Regions from separate parts of the Mus musculus genome. Here region 1 is linked to region 2. Evidence: chromatin loops called from intact Hi-C (ENCODE). Cell type or tissue: gastrocnemius. All regions are shown on one strand. Links, peaks and the distances in the headings refer to the core of each region. The heading gives the core; the rest is flanking DNA. Region 1 overlaps Dtl (denticleless E3 ubiquitin protein ligase). Region 2 overlaps Gm32200 (predicted gene, 32200).

The links. A loop is a pair of places that touch in the nucleus more often than their neighbours do. Peaks named below come from ENCODE experiments on the same cell type or tissue, not always from the same donor. Only the 100,000 strongest peaks of a DNase experiment are listed, where the experiment ranks them.
Region 1: a loop joins it to region 2, with 2.3 times the contacts of the local background. A loop is called at or near these places in 2 of 42 quality-filtered maps.

Annotation. Positions count from the first base shown.
Region 1 is chr1:191,553,409-191,556,331 of GRCm38, forward strand. All of the region lies in intron 10 of Dtl (denticleless E3 ubiquitin protein ligase), which reads right to left. Among named protein-coding and RNA genes, the nearest start is that of Dtl, 21 kb to the right of the region's middle. In gastrocnemius, for the core only: no CTCF peak of the experiment used is centred there; no DNase peak of the experiment used is centred there.
Region 2 is chr1:191,456,730-191,459,652 of GRCm38, forward strand. All of the region lies in intron 2 of Gm32200 (predicted gene, 32200), which reads right to left. Among named protein-coding and RNA genes, the nearest start is that of Gm32200, 6.9 kb to the right of the region's middle. In gastrocnemius, for the core only: a CTCF peak has its summit at 1,812; no DNase peak of the experiment used is centred there; H3K27ac peaks cover 2,383 bases.

The DNA of each region.
Region 1 (2,923 bases), core at 279-2,778, 97 kb after region 2:
CTGGAGTATCTGAAGACAGCTACAGTGTACTTACATTAAATAAATAAATATTTAAAAAAAAAAAAATAAGGTTTGTATTAGACCCAATCTACGTAACTCAACATAACATAAACTTGCTATGGAATTGACCAAATGTCATATGACAATTTCATGAAAAAGAATGCAGGATGCCTAATCCTATCTTATCCTATAGGACTTTCTCCACTGATCTTACCACTGTGAGCTTTGAGGGTACGTCTCACTTTTTCTAGACTGTAGTAATTTAAACAGAATAAAGCCTCAAATATTTGTTGCATGAAAAAGGTAAAAATAAGTGAAAAGAATCATTTGAATTTTGGCTGACATGCCGAAGTTGTTTATTATTATTATTGGCATTTTTTTTTTCTCTGTGTAGCCCTGGATATCCTGGAACTCAGAGATACACCTGTTTTGTTTTTTTTTTTTTTTTAAATCTAACTCTTTAACAGGCTGAGTGATAGACAGACCCAGAGGGGCATAATATATGCTCATCTGTAAACTGCTTCATCAGGGTTAGGTTTCTTACTAGATAATCCATACCATTTAAAAAAACACACTGGGAGAAAAAAATACTTTGTATTTATACCTTTTAAATAAAAACAAGACCAAAAATTGGTTCTCAGAGTTAAGAGCACTGAGTTTTTCTAGAGGCCCGGGGTTCAATTCCCAGCACCTACACAATGGCTCAATAATAGCCTTTAACTGTACACACAGATATAACATTCAACAACAACAAAACCCCTCACTATGATAAAGACCTGCAAAATAGAAGTTCCTTCATTCTGATCACTGCTTCAAAGCTGAAGTTATTTATCTTTTGCACTGAACTATGAACAGAAAATTATTATTATTATTATTTTTTTAAAGATTTATTTATTTATTATATGTAAGTACACTGTAGCTGTCTTCAGACACTCCAGGAGAGGGCGTCAGATCTTGTTACGGATGGTTGTGAGCCACCATGTGGTTGCTGGGACTTGAACACTGGACCTTTGGAAGAGCAGTCGGGTACTCTTACCCACTGAGCCATCTCACCAGCCCTGAACAGAAAAATATAAATTGAATTTCCTACTAATCATATTTGTTTTGTTTTTCAAGACAGAGTTTCTCTGTGTAGTCTTGGCTGTCCTGCACTCTGTAGACCAGACTGGCCTTGAACTCTCAGATTTGCCTGCCTCTGCTTATCAAGGGCTGGGATTAAAGGTGTGGGCAACCATCACCTGTGACTAACCCTGTTTTTATTGCTCTCTGCTGGTCTAGGAAAAGGTGGTATAAAGCACATTGCAAATGTTTCAGATATGGCAAAAAGTCTAAAACCCAATGGCGGCTTTCATTATAATTAACTCACTTTGACTTGCTGTTGTTCTGAGGAAGCTTAAGATGGCCTTGAACTCCTGACCGACCCTCCTGCCTCAGTCTCCCAAACACTGAGATTTTAAGCATGTGGTATTATGCGTGGCTTCAACTTAATTTTTCTATGCTAAACTGAGCATGGGATGTAATTATTAGTACATTACAATACTGTGAATTGAAAACAAAAATCACAAGCATGAAGTCCTTGTCCTTTCCAAAGTCAAAGTGGAAAGGCAAGTCATCACCAGGCAACGTTTACCCGTACATTTAACTCTCTCATTTGTTTTGACATGACACAAGGTCTCTTTATCATGTAGTCCTGGTTGTCCTTAAACTCAGAGATCCACCTATCTCTGTTACCTGAGTGCTAGGACTAAGCATGTGTCAACACACCTAGCTAGCATTCTAAAAAGCAAACCTATCCACAAGAACTATTTTAAAATTGCAGAAAGGCAAACGAAACTCAAGACTCTTTGGTACTACACTATAGGAAAGTATACATAAAAGAGTACACACTTAATAATGCACCAGGGTTAGTTTACATCGTGTATGTGTGTCCTGTGAGCCGTATATACACCATGTGTATAGGAAAGTATACATAAAAGAGTGCACACTTAACAATGCACCAGGGTTAGTTTACATCGTGTATGTGTGTCCTGTGAGCCGTATATACACCATGTGTATAGGAAAGTATACATAAAAGAGTGCACACTTAACAATGCACCAGGGTTAGTTTACATCGTGTATGTGTGTCCTGTGAGCCGTATATACACCATGTGTATAGGAAAGTATACATAAAAGAGTGCACACTTAACAATGCACCAGGGTTAGTTTACATCGTGTATGTGTGTCCTGTGAGCCGTATATACACCATGTGTATAGGAAAGTATACATAAAAGAGTGCACACTTAACAATGCACCAGGGTTAGTTTACATCGTGTATGTGTGTCCTGTGAGCCGTATATACACCATGTGTATAGGAAAGTATACATAAAAGAGTGCACACTTAACAATGCACCAGGGTTAGTTTACATCGTGTATGTGTGTCCTGTGAGCCGTATATACACCATGTGTATAGGAAAGTATACATAAAAGAGTACACACTTAACAATGCACCAGGGTTAGTTTACATCGTGTATGTGTGTCCTGTGAGCCGTATATACACCATGTGTATAGGAAAGTATACATAAGAGTGCACACTTAATAATGCACCAGGGTTAGTTTACATCGTGTATGTGTGTCCTGTGAGCCGTATATACACCATGTGGAGGCCGGAGGTCAAAGATACCAGGTGTCTTTTCCATTGCCAACCTTAGATAAGTCTCTTTCACTGAACCTGAAGCTCGCCAATTCTACAAGGCTAGCTCTGGCCATAAGCCCCAGGAGTCTCCCAGGACTTCCCCAGCAAAGATTACACGTGGGTGCTAGTGATCTAAATTAAACTCAGGTCCTCATGTCTGTGTGGCAAGCACTTTACCAACTAAGCCATCTTTGCAGGCCATAAAGTATTCTTCTTTCCTTTCATTTTTATGGTTGTACTGGGGATTGAACC
Region 2 (2,923 bases), core at 259-2,758:
GGGGGCAGAGAGTGTCCACGGGTCAGAGGTCAGAGTGTGGGGGCAGAGAGTGTCCACGGGTCAGAGGTCAGAGTGTGGGGGCAGAGAGTGTCCACGGGTCAGAGGTCAGAGTGTGGGGGCAGAGAGTGTCCACGGGTCAGAGGTCAGAGTGTGGGGGCAGAGAGTGTCCACGGTCAGAGGTCAGAGTGTGGGGGCAGAGAGTGTCCACGGGTCAGAGGTCAGAGTGTGGGGGCAGAGAGTGTCCACGGGTCAGAGGTCAGAGTGTGGGGGCAGAGAGTGTCCACGGGTCAGAGGTCAGAGTGTGGGGGCAGAGAGTGTCCACGGGTCAGAGGTCAGAGTGTGGGGGCAGAGAGTGTCCACGGGTCAGAGGTCAGAGTGTGGGGGCAGAGAGTGTCCACGGGTCAGAGGTCAGAGTGTGGGGGCAGAGAGTGCAGGAATCAAAGCAGAGAACCGTTCCTTAGGCCTGGAACTTCAATTTGTCTTCAAGAGACAATAATGTAATATTGAATAACCATGAAGGAGCAGAGCCAGGACTTCCCAGTCAGAAGGATGTAAACACCACATGCAGGAAGCTGGCCAGCACTCTGACTGGATCAGAGGGAAGGATCTGAGGAAGAGAGAGCAACAGGAGATAAAGTTGGGGTCGTGGAGGCCAGGCTGTAAAAGCTGAAGAGCTGGTTAGAATTGCCAAATTTAGAACCTGGGAAGACGGCTCTGTGTGTAATATCACTTGCTGATCTTGCAGGGGACCTGGTTTGATCCCCAGGACCACCATGATGGCTTACAACTGCATGTAACTCCAGCTCTGGGGAGTTTAGTGCTGTCTTCTGGCCTCAACAGGCACTAGGCATATATGCGGGACACAGATCTTTATGCAGGCAAAACATTCATAGACCTAAAATTAATCTAGAACTGCTAGATTTAATATTAGATGAAAATATTAAATACTCAGCGACATATGGGACATTTTTATACCAATTTTTGCTATCTGAAATTAAAATTTAGGTGTAAGAATTGTTTATCTGGGAGCTCTGGCTGTTTGAAAAACTCAAATGATCCAGAAGGTCGGGAGACAGACTAAAGCTAACCCAACAGAGAAGCCGGGACCATTAGGTTTGGAAGTGGAATGTCCCCCCAGAGCCTCATGACTTTGAGCACCGGGTCCCCAGCTGGCAGTGCTACTTTGGCAGGTTGTCAAACCTTTAGAAGGTGTGGTGGGGTCTCACTGGAGGAAGCGGATTCCCAGGAGGCAAACTTGGGGGCTATATACCAACCCTGGCTTCCTCTGCCCTCTGCTTTCTGACCACTGGCCCAGCAACTCTGCATCATTCTTGGCCTGTCTCAGCTGCAAGGGGCCATGCCTTGCTTACAATGAGAGACTGTTGCCCCTCAAACCACGAGCCCAGATGATCCCTTCCTCTCTTGGTCCATGTTTGTTTGTTTGTTTAAGATGAGGTCTCATATAGTCACACTGGCCTCAAACTTGCAATAGAGTTGAGAATGACCCTGGGTTGACCCCCTGCCTCACCCTCCTGAATGTGAGGATTACAGGCATGTGTCGTCATGCCCATCCCTTCAGGTGCTTCTTGTCAGGTATCTGGTCACAGCATTAAGAAAAGTAACTAGTAAGACCATGGCAGAACATGCAAACACTTGTTCTACTTAAAAGATAATAATAGCCCTGGGGCTGGAAGGGTGGCTCAGCAGCTAAGAATACTGCCCGCTCTTCCAGAGGACCTGGTTTCAGTTCCCCATGTCCACAAAGTGGCTCACAACCATCTGTAACTCCAGTCCCAGGGGATCCAACGCACTCTTCTGGCCTCTAGGGACACCAGGGGCACAGACATACAAGCAGGCAACACACTCTCACATATAAACTTTAAAACAACCAAACCAAACAAACAAACAACCCAGCCCAACTTTGCTCCATTGCTAGCACATGAAAATGCAGGTGAAATATTTTCTACTTTTCCATTTTTCAGGAGAAGTTGGAATTTTGGATTATCGATCCTAATTATGTAACGCCACTGAGTATTTCCTTATTTTTAAAACACTGTGTAGGTCAAATGAAACCATGTTTGTGTTTAGCCTGAGGACTGCTGGCTTTCAATCTCTGTTTTAGCAGGCAAACATGCCTGGGTGGAACTTTTAAGTACAATATACATGCCTGTAGAAAAAGCAAACATCCAGGGACTAAGGTCAACAAGAAAGCTTTCTTCCTCCTGTCTCCCAGCATCCTGTCCCTCTCCTGGGAAGCCTCCTGTCATGTGTACACACAGGCTAAGGATCTTGAAATGTATTCTATAGTCTGGAGGATGGAGTAAATCTCTAAACTGAACATTCAAGAAACTCTAGTGAACTTTGCATGTTTGTGTGCATATGTGTAGCTGTGTGTATATAGAAATACATACACGTGTTAGAGTTTGAATTGTGTTGAAGGCCTGGCTTGCAGCTGATGATACTATTTTGGGAGGCAGTGGAAACCTTAGGAGCAGGATGTACCTGGAAGAAATAGGTCACGAGGGGGTGTGCCTTTGGGGGTGTGCCTTTGGGGGTGTCTTGTCCTTGGGCCCCTCCTGTTGCTTTGCCTGCTTCTGGCCGGCACCAGGTGAGCAGCCCTGCTCCAGCACACACTGCCTAAGCTCTTTTTCACTACCAGGATGGTCATTGCTGTGGAAAATTAGAAACATCCGACCCTTGTCTTAGAGTCTGATAGAAACCGTGGGGTGGGTGGTCTCAAAACAGAATCTCATCATGCGTTGTTAGATAAAGTCATTACTGAGATTTCAAAATCACAGGTGCGTAAAGAAAGAACAGAATATGGAATTATCACTTCTAGGGACAAGCATAATGTTGCCTATCTCCAACCCCAGGGGGCAGAGGCAGGAAAATACCTGTGAGTTCCGGGCTGGTCTGGTTTCTG